Linked DNA regions of Homo sapiens: region 1 is linked to region 2. A link is an interaction called in ENCODE POLR2A ChIA-PET data of the cell type or tissue named here. Cell type or tissue: K562. All regions are shown on one strand. Links, peaks and the distances in the headings refer to the core of each region. The heading gives the core; the rest is flanking DNA.

Evidence for each region. ChIA-PET counts read pairs that join two places held together with the same protein. Peaks named below come from ENCODE experiments on the same cell type or tissue, not always from the same donor. Only the 100,000 strongest peaks of a DNase experiment are listed, where the experiment ranks them.
Region 1: POLR2A ChIA-PET joins it to region 2 with 5 read pairs; 2 of 35 experiments call an interaction of 5 or more read pairs at or near these places.

The regions. Positions count from the first base shown.
Region 1 is chr19:6,158,686-6,164,724 of GRCh38, reverse strand. ACSBG2 (acyl-CoA synthetase bubblegum family member 2) reads right to left here. Exons shown (of 15, transcript NM_030924.5): 6 at 3,430-3,510. All of the region lies in intron 2 of LOC105372255 (a long non-coding RNA gene), which reads left to right. Among named protein-coding and RNA genes, the nearest start is that of ACSBG2, 26 kb to the right of the region's middle. RefSeq lists a silencer at 3,181-3,240. In K562, for the core only: no CTCF peak of the experiment used is centred there; a DNase peak (open chromatin) is centred at 3,204; H3K4me3 peaks cover 262 bases.
Region 2 is chr19:7,396,836-7,405,190 of GRCh38, reverse strand. The region is part of intron 10 of ARHGEF18 (Rho/Rac guanine nucleotide exchange factor 18); the gene reads right to left. Among named protein-coding and RNA genes, the nearest start is that of ARHGEF18-AS1, 6.0 kb to the right of the region's middle. RefSeq lists silencers at 5,341-5,541, 7,201-7,401 and enhancers at 6,179-6,683, 6,684-7,189. In K562, for the core only: no CTCF peak of the experiment used is centred there; no DNase peak of the experiment used is centred there.

The DNA of each region.
Region 1 (6,039 bases), core at 897-4,896, 1.2 Mb after region 2:
AGGCACGGTGGCTCACACCTGTAATCCCAGCACTGGGAGGCTGAGGTGGGCGGATCACGAGGTCAGGAGTTCAAGACCAACATGGCCAGCATGGTGAAACCCCATCTCTACTAAAAATACAAAAATTAGCCGGGTGTGGTGGCAGGCGCCTGTAATCCCAGCTCCTCAGGATGCTGAGGCAGGAGAATCGCTTGAAATGGGGAGGTGGAGATTGCAGTGAGCCAAGATCACGCCACTGCACTCCAGCCTGGGCAACAGAGTGAAACTCCATCTCAAAAAAAAAAAAAAAAGGCCCCTCAAAGTCCTCTACAGATGGCCAGTGTTGCCTGAAACCTGCCCAGGGTGATGCTGGCTTCATCTGAGCAGGCAAAGCCCTTTGCCCAGATAATCTGTAACAAGGTAGGGCAAGGGTGAGAGGAAGAGCACACACAAGCCCTCTGGGGGAACCTGTCCTTTCTCAGAGATGCCCCTAGGTCTCCCTACAAAGGGTGTTCCTTCAAAGGCCGGTAGAAGACCCCCGGCTTCCACAGCCACAAATGACTGGATTGGGATGGGCACCAGACCCATGCTGGTCCAATCCAATCCCCTGTCTTGGAGATCTGGGTTGGTCCTCAGTCTGTTGGGCACACAGATGCCAAGCATCACAACTGGCACAGTTCATTGTCTTACTCGGCCATTTTCCTTCCCAAATGTCACAGTCCACTTTCTCAGTCTCATTCGTTTTTGCTCATTTCTGGGTCCTAAACTAAATCTTTTTCTTTCTTTCTTTCTTTTTTCTTTTGAGACAAGAGTCTTGCTCTGTCACCCAGGCTGGAGTGCAATGGCGTGATCTCAGCTCACTGCAACCTCCACCTCCCAGGTTCAAGTGATCCTCTTTAGCCTCCCGAGTAGCTTGGACAGGCATGCACCACCACGCCTGGCTGTTTTTTTTTTTTTTTTTTGTATTTTATTTTATTTATTTGTTTATTTGGAGACAGAGTCTTGCTCTGTCGCCCAGGCTGGAGTGCAGTGGCGTGATCTCCGCTCACTGCTCTTGGCTCACTGCAACCTCTGCCTCTTGGGATCAAGTGATTCTCCTCTCTCAGCCTCCTGAGTAGCTGAGACTACAGGTGCGTGCCACCACGCCCGGCTAATTTTTGTATTTTTAGTAGAGGTGGGGTTTCACCATATTGGTCAGGATGGTCTCGAACTCCTGACCTCAGGTTATCCACCCACCTCGGCTTCCCAAAGTGCTGGGATTACAGGCATGAGCCACCACACCCAGCCTTTTTTTTTTTAGATGGAGTCTCGCTCTTTCGCCAGGCTTGAGTGCAGTGGCACTATCTCGGCTCACTGCAACCTCCGCTTCCCGGGTTCAAGTGATTCCCCTGCCTCAGCCTCCTGAGCAGCTGGGACTACAGGCGCATGCCACCATGCCCAGCTAATTTTTTGTATTTTTTAGTAGAGACGGGGTTTCACCATGTTGGCCAGGATGGTCTGTACCTCCTGACCTCATGATCTGCCCGCCTCAGCCTCCCAAAGTGCTGGGATTACAGGTGTGAGCCACTGTGCTTGGGCGATTATTATTATTATTATTATTATTATTATTATTATTATTATTATTTGTATTTTTAGTAGAGACAGGGTTTCTCCATGTTGGCCAGGCTAGTCTCGAACTCTTGACCTCAGGTTATTTGTCCACCTCAGCCTCCCAATTACAGGCATGAGCTACTGTGCCCAGCCTAAACAGAATCTTAAAATGGTAGGTTCTACTCTCCCTTGCAGAGGAGTAGATGCCCTTCTATGTGACTCTCCCCTATAAATTAGCGTCTTCAACCAGGGGTGATACTACTCCACCACCGCCCACCCTCCCCCCACCAGGGTATATTAGGCAGTGTCTGGAGACACTTTTGGTTGTTTCAAGTGGGAGGCAGGGGATATATTCCTGGCATCCAGTGAGTGGAGGCCAGCAATGCAGCTCAACATCCTACAGGGCGTCGGACAGCTCCTTAGAGAATTACCTGCCCCAAATGTCAACAGCAAGGAGGTTGAGAAACCCTGCTGTAAGTGTTATTGCTAACAAAGTAGTCTTTTAAGTTATCCGAGACTTAAGACTGTTGCTGTAGTGGTCACTTTGAACCTCTAAAAAGTTTGTAATTTTTTTTTTTTTTTTTTTTTTGAGACGGAGTCTTGCTCTGTTGCCCAGGCTGGAGTGCAGTGGCGCGATCTCAGCTCACTGCAAGCTCCGCCTCCTGGGTTCACGCCATTCTCCTGTCTCAGCCTCCCGAGTAGCTGGGACTACAGGCGCCCACCACCACGCCTGGATAATTTTTTTGTATTTTCAATAGAGACGGGGTTTCACCGTGTTAGCCAGGATGGTCTCGATCTTCTGACCTCGTGATCCGCCTGCCTCGGCCTCCCAAAGTGCTGGGATTACAGGTGTGAGCCACTGGCGCCCGGCCTTTTTTTTTTTTTTTTTTTGAGACAGAGTCTCACTCTGTTGCCAGGCTGGAGTGCAGTGGTGTGATCTCGGCTCACTGGAACCTCCGCCTCCCGGGTTCAAGCGATTCTCCTGCCTCAACCTCCTGAGTAGCTGGGACTACAGGCACGTACCACCATGCCCAGCTAATTTTTGTATTTTTAGTAGAGACGGTGTTTCACCATGTTGACCAGGATGGTCTCGATCTCCTGAGAAGTCTGCAATTCTAATTGGTTGTCTTAGTCATTGTTATAACAAATTTTGGCTTGGGTATAAATAAAATATTTAAACTTAATGTTGTTAGTTTTAACATAATTTTCAACTTTTTAGTATATTGTTTAATTATCTTAATGTTCTTGGGAAAAAATTAATAACAAAATGACTGATTTTTTTTAGCCACCAGTTTTGGTGGTGATTTGTTGCCCAGCAGTAATTAGCCAGAACAGACACTGTTCATTAATCAGTCCCTTCATGCCAGAAGGGAAAAATGCGTCCCAAAGGTCCCGCCTACGTCCTTTTGCTAGGCCCCCACGCATTGCTCACCTCCCATTTCCCTTTGCAAAGGCCACATCCACTTCCCTTTGCAAAGCCCCACCCACTACATTTATGAAGCCCCACCCACATCCCTTTGCAAACCCCCACCTACCACATTTGTGAGGCCCCATTCCATCTCTGCTTACCTCCCACTTTCTTTGAAAGGCCACACCCACTTCCCTTGTAAGGTCACACCCCCTCCCTCTGCTCACATTTCACGTCCTTTGAAAGGTCACACCCACTTTCCTCACAAGGCCCCACCCACTTCCTTTCCTCACCTTTCACTTCCTTTGAGAGTCCCCACCTACTTCCTTTGAGAGTTCCCACCCTTGCCAGGTCCGACCTCCTCCCTCTGCTCACCTTCCACTTAGGCCACGCCCACTTTTCTTGCAAGGCCCCGCCCTCCCCTTTCCCCAGTGCCCACCTCCCACACTTACAGAGTACAAGTTGTTGTTCTTCTTCATTGGCAGTCTGTACTGGATGATCGCTTTTAGGGGCTCTAGGCTGCTCTGTGGAATCTGAAAGAAAGTTCCCTGTGGGCTTCATGGCAACCCAGCCCTGGGAAAGACTAAAGCTGGGTTAGATGTCCTAAGTAAGCTCTCTCCAGCAACTCTAGCCTCTTTTTTTTTTTTTGAGACACAGTCTTGCTCTGTCGCCCAGGCTGGAGTGCATTGGCCCAATCTCGGCTCACTGCAACCTCCGCCTCCCGGGTTGAAGCCATTCTCCCACCTCAGCCTCCTGAGTATCTGGGATTGCAGGCATGTGCCACCATGCCCAGCTAATTTTTGTATTTTTAGTAGAGCCGGGGTTTCACCGTATTGGCCAGGCTGGTCTCGAACTCCTGACCCCAGGTGATCCCCCCGCCTCGGCCTCCCAAAGTGCTGGGATTACAGGCGTGAGCCACTGTGCCCAGCCTCCAGCCTCTTTTCTTCCCCTGCCCACACTATAAAATGCTGCTATTGGTCTTGACTGACTCCAAATGACTTGGTTTCAGGACTCCTGGATTCTTTGTAGTCCATATCAGTAGCTTCCAACAGTGTCGGTAGAGGATGACAATAGTCTGCCCGAGACAACACATCTCTGACCAAATTATGCTACACAGAATTGTGGATCTTGGTTGATGAGCTAAAAGAAGTCCCTCATGGCTCTTCCTTTTCCAGGACTTTGCACCTTGCAGCCCAGATTTAGCTAACCTTTTACTCGGAGTCAGGCAATAAAAATCCTTCATGAAGTTGGCTGGAACCTGGACAAGTGCAGAGCCCTCTACCCATACCTAGCACGGTAAGGTTCAGGTGACCTGCGGGATTCTTTTTTCTTTTCTTTCTTTCTTTTTTTTTTTTTTTGAGACGGAGTCTCACTCAGTCACCTAGGCTAGAGTGCAGTGGCGCTATCTCAGCTCACTCCAAGCTCCGCCTCCTGGGTTCATGCCATTCTCCTGCCTCAGCCTCCCGAGTAGCTGGGACTACAGGCGCCCGCCACCATGCTTGGCTAATTTTTTGTAGTTTTAGTAGAGATGGGGTTTCACTGTGTTAGCCAGGATGGTCTCGATCTCCTGACCTCGTGATCCGCCCACCTCAGCCTCCCAAAGTGCTGGGATTACAGGCATGAGCCACCACGCCCGGCCCCTGCGAGATTTTTATACTCTGTTCATGCCAAAGAAAGCGGGATGGGGTCTCTCTATGACACTTCTAGCCAATCCAATGAAAAAGTTACTTGCAACATCCATTTTGCTAATCATAACCACGCCTCTGGCATGCATTGGAGAGAAAAGATGGCAGAAGCCCGTATAGCAGCTGGACAGGAGTTTTCCAGAGAGAAGAAGAAACAGACATTCAAGGAGCCTGGGGCAGGCAACAGCTTGGGATGTCTGAGGGATACAAAAAGTCCAGGATGGCCAGAGTGGGGACCCAAGAGAGTATGATAGGGGAGGGGGCATGAAAGAATGGTGAGGCCCAGATCAGCGGAGCCTTGGAGGCAAAGATGAGGAGTTTGGAGTTTATTTAACTCCAACAGAAAACCGCTAGAGAATTAGAGGATTATAAGCAGAGGAGGATCTGTGATTACTCCCCCAAATAAAGATCTCCAAGTGGAGCTGGGCATCCAATTTGGGAGAAGCATGTCAGGAACCTGGTTTTGAATCTTCTAGACCTAGCAACTGGAACAATAAATCCTCCACAGACTTCACCTTCAATGAAACTAGGAGTCAGAAATAATTCAGATATTGCTTTATTCACTTAATGCTGGACCTGCTAGAACCAGGACAGAAATCCACAGCAGCCAGGTGGGTGTAGAGGGGAAGGTTGTGTATGTGGCATTTTCCAGTTATGGAAAACTCAAATTAAGCCAGCATTCCCAGCTGGAAGAAGGACCCCACCCACCCACCAGCACCCACCCCATAGTGTGTTCTGCTAGGAAGAGGACAAACAGGTATGACATGAGTTTTGGGAACCACCGATGCATCACTTAAGAAAGTAATTTTGTGAGCAGTGGTTCATGCCTGTAATCCCAGCACTTTGGGAGGCCAAGGCCATTGGATCACTTGAGGCCAGGAGTTCAAGAGCAGTCTGGCTAACATGGCGAAATCCAGTCTTGACAAAAAATGCAAAAATTAGCCCGGTGTGGTGGTGTGCACCTGTAGTCCCAGCTACTTGGGAGACTGAAGCATGAGAATCACTTGAACCTGGGAGGTGGAGGTTGCAGTGAGCCAAGATGGCGCCACTGCTCTCCAGACTGGACGACAAAGTGAGACAGTCTCAAAAAAAGAAAAAAACAAACAAAAAAAGAAAAGAAAAGAAAAAGAAAAAAGAAAAGAATTTTTAAAAGCTCTAGGCCAGAGGTGGAGGTCTGTCCTTCCTGAACCAAGTCAGGAATTAGGAGTCAAAGGAAGCCAGGCAGGAGAAAGTGTTGTATTTCACTGAGTCTAGCTAGGATTTCATTGAATCTGGAAACTGTACCCAAATTTCGGAGAGAATAAAATGTGAGAAAACATATGGCCAGTAGTGATCAGAGAATGCCATCAATGAAAAGACACATCTCGACTCCAGAGA
Region 2 (8,355 bases), core at 2,113-6,112:
GGTCAGGAGTTTGAGACCAGCCTGACTGACATGGTGAAACCTCGTGTCTACTAAAAATATAAAAAATAAGCTGGGCATAGTGGCGGGCACCTATAATCCCAGTTACTGGGGAGGCTGAGGCAGGAGAATCTCTTAAACTCAGTACACAGAGGTTGCAGTGAGCCAAGATCATGCCATTACACTCCAGCCTGGGTGAGTGAGACTCCATCTCAAAAAAATAAAAATAAAAATAAAGCACCCGAGTCTGTCGCACACAATAAAGGTGAGTTCGGTTTGGTAACACTTTGCATCCTATTATTGTACGTGTGCCCATTGGATCACGGTATAGAATGTTCTGTTTTTGGTCAAAACAAAAGCACCCATCTGAAGGAGCTACAAGAGAGTCCCTGAGGCCCCTGTCTTCAGGCCCAACCATCAGGCGAACCTTCCAGACCAATAGAGAGCTATCCTCATGCTAAAATACTCCAGGACTGGGATGTTCAGGTCGGATTAGCTCCACGATCTATCTAAAAGGCCTTTTAATAGAGACATGGCAAAACCCCATCTCTACTAAAAATACAAAAATTAGCCGGGTGTGGTGGTGGGCGCCTGTAATCCCAGTTACTGGGGAGGCTGAGGCAGGAGAATCACTTGAACCCGGGAGACGGAGATTGCAGTGAGCCGAGATTGAGCCACTGCCCTCCAGCCTGGGTGACAGAGCGAGACTCCATCTCAAAAAAAAAAAAAAAAAAAAGAGAGAGATCCTCCTGCCTCAGCCTCACAGAGCGGGTTTGCTTTGGGTTTCTACCTAACTGTGTTTCTCTTTTTTGTGACTTGACAACTGTTATCCAGATCAGTCGGTATTTACAGGACAACAGAGAACGCAGCCCGAGAAGCCCCTCGAGCATCTAACTGGCTCCCTGGAGCCAGGACAGGGAAGGGATCAACAATGAACACACAAGGTCAGGTCAACTCAGTGAAACGGCCCCAGGGCAGCCCGTACCTGCCTCTGGCAAGGTGCTCCTTACTATTCCTTCACATTTCTTCTTACAGATTACAAATAACTAGGCCAGGTGCAGTGGCTCACACCTCTAATCCCAGCACTCTGTGAGGCTGAGGCAGGAGGATCTCTTTTTTTTTTTTTGAGACGGAGTCTCGCTCTGTTGCCCAGGCTGACATGCACTGGCTCAATCTCGTCTGACTACAACCTCCGCCGCCTCCCGGGTTCAAGTGATTCTCCTGCCTCAGCCTCATCAGTAGCTGGGATTACAGGCACCAGCCACCACGCCTGGTTAATTTTTGTATTTTTAGTAGACATGAGGTTTTGCCATGTTGGCCAGGCAGGTCTTGAACTCCCAACCTCAGGTGATCTGCCTGCCTTGGCCTCCCAAAGTGCTGGGATTACAGGTGTGAGTCATTGAGCCCAGCAGGAGGATCTCTTGAGCCAAGGAGTTCAAGACCAGCCTGGGCAACACGGCGAGGCTTCATCTCTACAAAAAATAAAAAATTAGCCGGGCACGGTGGCGCACACCTGTAGTGCCAGCTACTTAGGAGGACAAAGCGGGAGGATTGCTTGCGCCCAGGACGTCAAGGCTTCAGTGAGCTGTGATTCCTCTATCCTGGGCAACAGAGCAAGACCGTCTCAAAAAAAAAAAAAAGAAAGAAAGAAAGAAAGAAAGAAAAAGCTAAGTTTAGGCAACAACGTAAATGAACCTTGCAATCGTTATGCTAAGTAAAAGAAGTCACATTAATACATCAAGTATACTGTAAGATTCCACTGATATGAAAAGTCTAGAATAGACAGATCTAGAGACAGAAAGTAGGGTCGTGGCTGCTGGGGGCTGGGAGGATGGGGGAATGGGCAGTGAAAGCTATGGGTGTGAGCTTTTCTTGTGGGTGATGACAATGTTCTGAAATTATAGTAGTGACAGCTGCACCACTCTGTGAACATAGTAAAAATCACTGATTTGGCCGGGTGTGGTGGGCTCACGCCTGTAATCCCACCACTTTGGGAGGCCAAGGCGGGCGGATTGCTTGAGGTCAGGAGGCCTGCACCTGTAGCCCCAGCTACTTGGGAGGCTGAGGCAAGAGAATTGCTTGAACCCAGGAGGCGGAGGTTACAGTGAGCCGAGATCGCGCCACTGTACTCTAGCCTGGGTGACAGAGTGAGATTCTGTCTCAGAAAAGACAAAACAAACACATTGAATTGTACACTGTAAAAGGGTGAGTTCTGTGGTATGTGAATCACATTATCCCAATTTTAAATTTGCTATAATATAACATAAATTGTGATCATATAATTATCTTGGCCAGCAGCAGCTGGTCAAGAGGGCTTTCTGGGTCATGCCTGGGCTATACCTGCTCCGAGGCTCTCACTTTGTCACACTGGATGGTACAGACACACTTTGTAACCTTCTCCTACGTGGTCCTACATGGCAGGGACCAGCGCATGGGCACACTGACATCTCCTGGGCATTAGGCAATCTATTAACCTAGCCCCACACCACTTACGGGGCAAGCTGGTCCCCTTTCCTTTAGGGTTCTCTTAGCTTTACCCCCCAGTCTTCCTGCCACTCAGTCTCAAACCATTCCTTAAAATTCTGTCCCATTGCCACTGTGCTTCCAGTTCTTATTCCATCTCTTCCTCTCTTTGTAACTGCTTTATTGAGATAGAATTATCATACCACACAACTCACCCTTTGACAGCATCCAATTCAATGGTTCTTAGTATGTTCACAGAGTTCTGCATCTGTCATCACAATCTATTTTATGTATTTATTCATTTTATTTTTTGAGACAGAGTCTCGCTCAGTTGCCCAGGCTGAAGTGCAGTGGCAGGATCTCGGCTCACTGCAACCTCCGTCTCTGGGGTTCAGGCAATTCTCATGCCTCAGCCTCCGGAGGAGCTGGGTCTACAGGCACGCACCACCACACCTGGCTAATTTTTGTATTTTTAGTAGAGATTGGGCTTCACCATGTTGGCCAGGCTGGTCTCGAACTCCTGACGTTGTGATCTGCCCGTCTTGGCCTCCCAAAGTGCTGGGATTACAGGCATGAGCCACTGCGCCCAGCCTACAGTCAATTTTAGAATGCCTTCATCACCTCAAAAAGAAACCCCATTACCTTGGCCATTACTCCCCACTCCACTACCCCCAGCCTGTGGCAACCACTAATCCACTTTCTGTCCTTGTGGATTTGCCTGTTGTATACATTTCATATAAATGGAATCATACAGCAGGTGGCCTTTGGGGACTGGCTTCTTCCACTGAGCAAGTTTTTTCCAGGTCCATCTCTGTATCGGAACTTCTTTTTCATGGCCAAGTAATATTCCACAGTATGGCGGGACCACATTTTATGTATCCGTTCCTCAGCTGATGAACATTTAGGTTGTCTCTGCTTTCTGGCTACTTGGAATAATGCTACTATGAACATTCCTCTGCAAGTGTTTGTGTAGACCTATGTTTTCATTTGCCTTAGGAACCTACAGAGGAACAGAATTGCTGGGTTAACTCAAGGTTTAAGCTTTGGAGGAACTGCCTGTTTCCCAAGGCAGCTACACCAACCTATATTCCCACCAGCAGTGTATGAGGGTTCCAATTTTTCCATCTTCCCATCTCTCTTAGGGATGGGCACAATGGCTCATGCCTATAATCCCAGCACTTTGGGAAGCCAAGGCAGGCAGATTGCTTGAGTTCAGGAGTTCAAGACCAGCCTGGGCAACATGGTAAGACCCCTGTCTCTCCAAAAAATAAAAAAAAATTAGCCAGGCGTGATGGTGTGTGCCTGTGGTTCCAGCTATTTGGGAGGCTGAGGTGGGAGGATCACTTGAGCCCAGGAGGTTGAGGCTGCAGTGGGCTATGATTGTGACACTGCACTCCAGCCTGGGCGACAGGGCAAGACCCTGACTCAAAACCAAAACAAACAAAACCTCATTGGTTAGGAGCCCCCAAGTGGACATCACAAAGGGTCACACGGACCCACCACTGGCCACCACACCCTGGCATTGTCAGCGCTACAGAGCTGATCCCTTGCTGCCTCCAGCGCCCAAGGATGCTGAAATCCTTTGCTCTACATTCTACCTGGTCCGTCACTATCCATTTCACCCCCGTAAGGGAACTAATGAGTCCAGTAATCCCCATTGTGGATAACTTCCCAACTTACTATGGTTTCTAAATTCAATTTTGCTCTTCAAATGAAACGTCAGCAAATTAGAGGTATCCCTACACAGAGTGTAACTGGGATGTCCCTGTATGCAAGATGATGCTAGATTCCTGCCAAGTAATCTGACATGGTCCTCCCCTCCTTCCATCCCACACTGCAATGAGAGAGCACCTGCTCAGGACTCCCTCTTTTCATTTATAAATATTTATTTATTTAGAGATAGGGTCTTGCTCTGTTGCCAAGGCTAGAGTGCAGTGGTGTAATCACAGCTCTCTGCAGCCTTGACCTCCCAAGGCTCAAGCAATCCTTCCATTCCAGCCTCCCAAGTAGCTGGGGCCAGAGGTGTGAGCCATCACACCTTGCCAATTTTTCAATTTTTTGTAGAGATAGGATTCTTGCTATGCTATCCAGGCTGGTCTTGAACTCCTGGCCTGAAGTAGTCCTCCTGCCTCAGCCTTCCAAAGTACTGGGATTACAGGTGTGAGCTGCTGTGCCCGGCCAATTTTTGTTTTCATTTTTGAGCTGAGACTTTCTCCAGACCAACTCCCTCTTTTCACTTTCTCTCCTCCTGAAACCCACCCATAAGAATGATGAACTGAGCCAGGTATGGTGGCTGATGCTTGTAGTCCCAGCTACTCAGGAGGCTAAGGCAGGAGGAACACTTTAACCCAGGAGTTTGCATTTAGCCTGGACAACACAGCAAGACCCTGTTTTTTTAAAAAAATAATAAGATGTCCTGGAATTAAATACTGATGACTGTTGCTTAACTCTGTGAATATCCTAAAACACACCAAATGGTACACTTTTAAAAGGTGAATTTTATGCTGTGCTAATTATATTTCAATAAAGCTGCTGTATTAAAAAAGTGACGTGAATTAAAAATGTAACCATCCACCATCCACAATGTGTTAAACGTGTACTGTTAGTGAAACCTTTAGAATATATATTTTTTCAATATATGACCATAAATCAGTGTATGAAGCCGTGCATGGTGACTCACATCTATAATACCAACACTTTGGGAGACAAAGGTAGGAGGATCGCTTGAGCCCATGAGTTTGAGACCAGCCTGGGCAACCCTATCTCTAACACACACACAAAAATACAAAAATTAATTGGGCGCGGTGGTACGCACCTATAGTCCTAGCTCCTTGGGAGGCTGAAGTGGGAGGATTGCTTGAGCCTAGGAGGTCGAGGCTGTAGTGAGCTGTGATCGTACCACTGCTCTCCAGCCCAGGTGATAAGAGCGAAACTCTGTCTCAAAAAAAAAAAAAAAAGGCGTGGTGGCTCACGCCTGTAATCCCAGCACTTTGGGAGGCGAAGTGGGCGGATCACGAGGTCAGGAAATCGAGACCATCCTGGCTAACACGGTGAAACCCAATCTCTACTAAAAATACAAAAAATTAGCCAGGCGTGGTGGCAGGCACCTGTAGTCCCAGCTACTCGGTAGGCTGAGGCAGGAGAATGGCGTGAACCCGGAGGTGGAGCTTGCAGTGGGCCAAGATCGCGCCACTGCACTCCAGGCTGGGGCACAGAGCAAAACTCTGTCTCAAAAAAAAAAAAGAAGGAAAAAAAAACATTAGTGTATCTACTGCTTTGAACATATTGAACATAATCAGACTAGAACTCTATACTCAGTTGAAACTATGAATCTATCTCTGACAAAAGCAGAGAAGCAAGCAAATTTAATTTAGTTCACATACAACTTAATTTGCATCACAAAAATGAGAACAACTGCTGTCACCGAATGCTCTCGGAGGACATTATTTTACCCAGTTTCCCTCCCTCACCCAGTCAGCCACAATCCTCCCCTCAAAAAATTCCTCCAGGCAGCTGCGAGGCTTCCACTGGTGCTGTTTTGCACCTAGAGAGAGGGTTTTCAAACACAGTAGTTCTTGACCGTCTCAGGGGGAAAGTAAAGTTTACCTAACAAATAACAAAGAAACAGCGATTGGCTGGACTTCATATAAGGTCTCTGGGCTTTTAAATGATTTTCAGAGAGGTGGCAGCAAAAATGTTTTGTAAGTCATAGAGTTTGAAGAGATAGAAACATGACCCAGGATGAGTGAGAATGAGGGAGATCTTGACACACGATCTGAGCTATGTTAAACATGTGCTAGGTAAACACCCAGGGAGGCACAGCCAGTCACCACGGCCCTGGCCCACAAAGGGCAATGGCCTTGAAGCCGTAATTGCTACTGTGTGACAAGAATGAAAATTATACTACAGCTATGCCAGAAACAATGTATGTGCTACTTCCCCTTTCAAAGTGGGGACATTCTCAAGTCGATTTAAGCAAGAAAGAGAGAAGGAACCAAAGAATCTCTTTTCTTTCTTTCTTTATTTTTTTTTTTTTTTTTGAGACAGAGTCTAGCTCTGTTGCCCAGGCTGGAGTGCAATGGCGTGATCTCGGCTCACTGCAACCTCTGCCTTGCGGGTTCAAGCGATTCTCCTGCCTCAGCCTCCCAAGTAGCTGGGATTACAGGCGCAGGCCACCACGCCCAGCTAATTTTTGTATTTCTTAGTAGAGATGGGGTTTCACCCTGTTGGCCAGGCTGGTCTCGAACTCCTGGCCTCTCTGCCCACCTCGACCTCCCAAGGTGTTGGGATTACAGGTGTGAGCCATGGTGCCCGGTCTCTTTTCTGCTTCTCTAAGGTATGCCATTTAAAAATGAAATATGACCGGGCGTGGTGGCTCATGCATGTAATCTCAGCTCTCTTGGAGGCCAAGGAGGGGATATTACCTGAGGTCAGGAGTTCGACATCAGCCTGGCCAACATGGCGAAACCCCGCCTCTACTAAAAATACAAAAAATTAGCTGGGCGTGGTGGCACACACCTGTAATCCCAGCTACTCGGGAGGCTGAGGCGAAATTGCTTAAACTTGGGAGGCGGAGGTTGTAGTGAGCCAAGATCACACCACTGCACTCCAGCCTGGGCGCCAGAGCGAGACCGTCTCAAAAAACAAAAGGAAAAAGAAAAAGGAAACACACTTTGAAGTATATATACACAGTGGCATGATTAAATCTAGCTTAGTAACAAATGCAGCACTTCGCATAGCTCTCATTTTTGTGGTGAAAGTGCTTAACATCCGCTCCTCTTGCATTTTTCAAGAATATGTCACGTTGCACATGATAAATACATACACTGTTATCTGTCAGTTAAAAAAACAAAAACAAAAACCACAGGCTGTGGCAGCTCACGCCTGTAATCCTAGCACTTTGGGAGGCCGAGGTGGGAGGATCGCTTGAGTCCAGGACTTCAAGACCAGCCTGGGCAACATAGCGAGACCCCACAAAAAAAATTTTTTTTTTTTTTTGAGATGGAATCTCGTTCTGTTGCCCAGGCTGGAGTGCAGTGGCACGATCTCGGCTCACTGCAACCTCTACCTCCCGGGTTCACGCCATTCTCCTGCCTCAGCCTCCTGACTAGCTGGGACTACAGGCACACGCCATCATGCCCAGCTAATTTTTTGTATTTTTAGTAGAGACGGGGTTTCACCGTGTTAGCCAGGATGGTCTCAATCTCCTGACCTCGTGATCTGCCCCCCCCCGGGCCTCCCAAAGTGCTGGGATTACAGGTGTGAGCCACCGCACCCGGCCCAAAAAATTTTTAAAAATTAGCCAGACATGGAAGCGCGTGTCTGTAGTCCCAGCTACTTGGGAGTTTGTGGCAGGAGGATTATTTGAGCCCAGGAGTTCGAGGCTGTAGTGAGCTATGATTGTGCTATTGCACTCCAGTCTGGGCAACAGAGTGAGACCCTGTCTCTAAAAAGAAAAAAAAAATTTTAAGTAAAATCACATACTAATTTCAGAAGAAAACAAAAACTAAATAAGCTATACAAAACCAAAACAAAGTAACGTTTACAAAAATGAAATGTATTATGCCTGCCAGCTGTTTGCTCTTTTTTGCTCTAGAACAAACACATCTTCATTTTTTTTTTTTTTTTTTTTTCGCAAAAAGGCTTGCTGACCTACAGAAATAGGAAACTACTGATAAAGCGTAAACCCTGACTCGGTCCAAACAACATCCGAGATGCTCAAATTTTCCAAACTCTTTATAATTTGGAATGTTAACCTAAACATCCAAGCCTGGGAGCATTCGCATATGCAAAGGGTGTATAACACTGATGGAAAGTTTGCCATATGCCAGACACTTCTGTGATGCACCTTACACAGATTACTTCATAGAAACCCCAACCAACCCTTATTCCCAT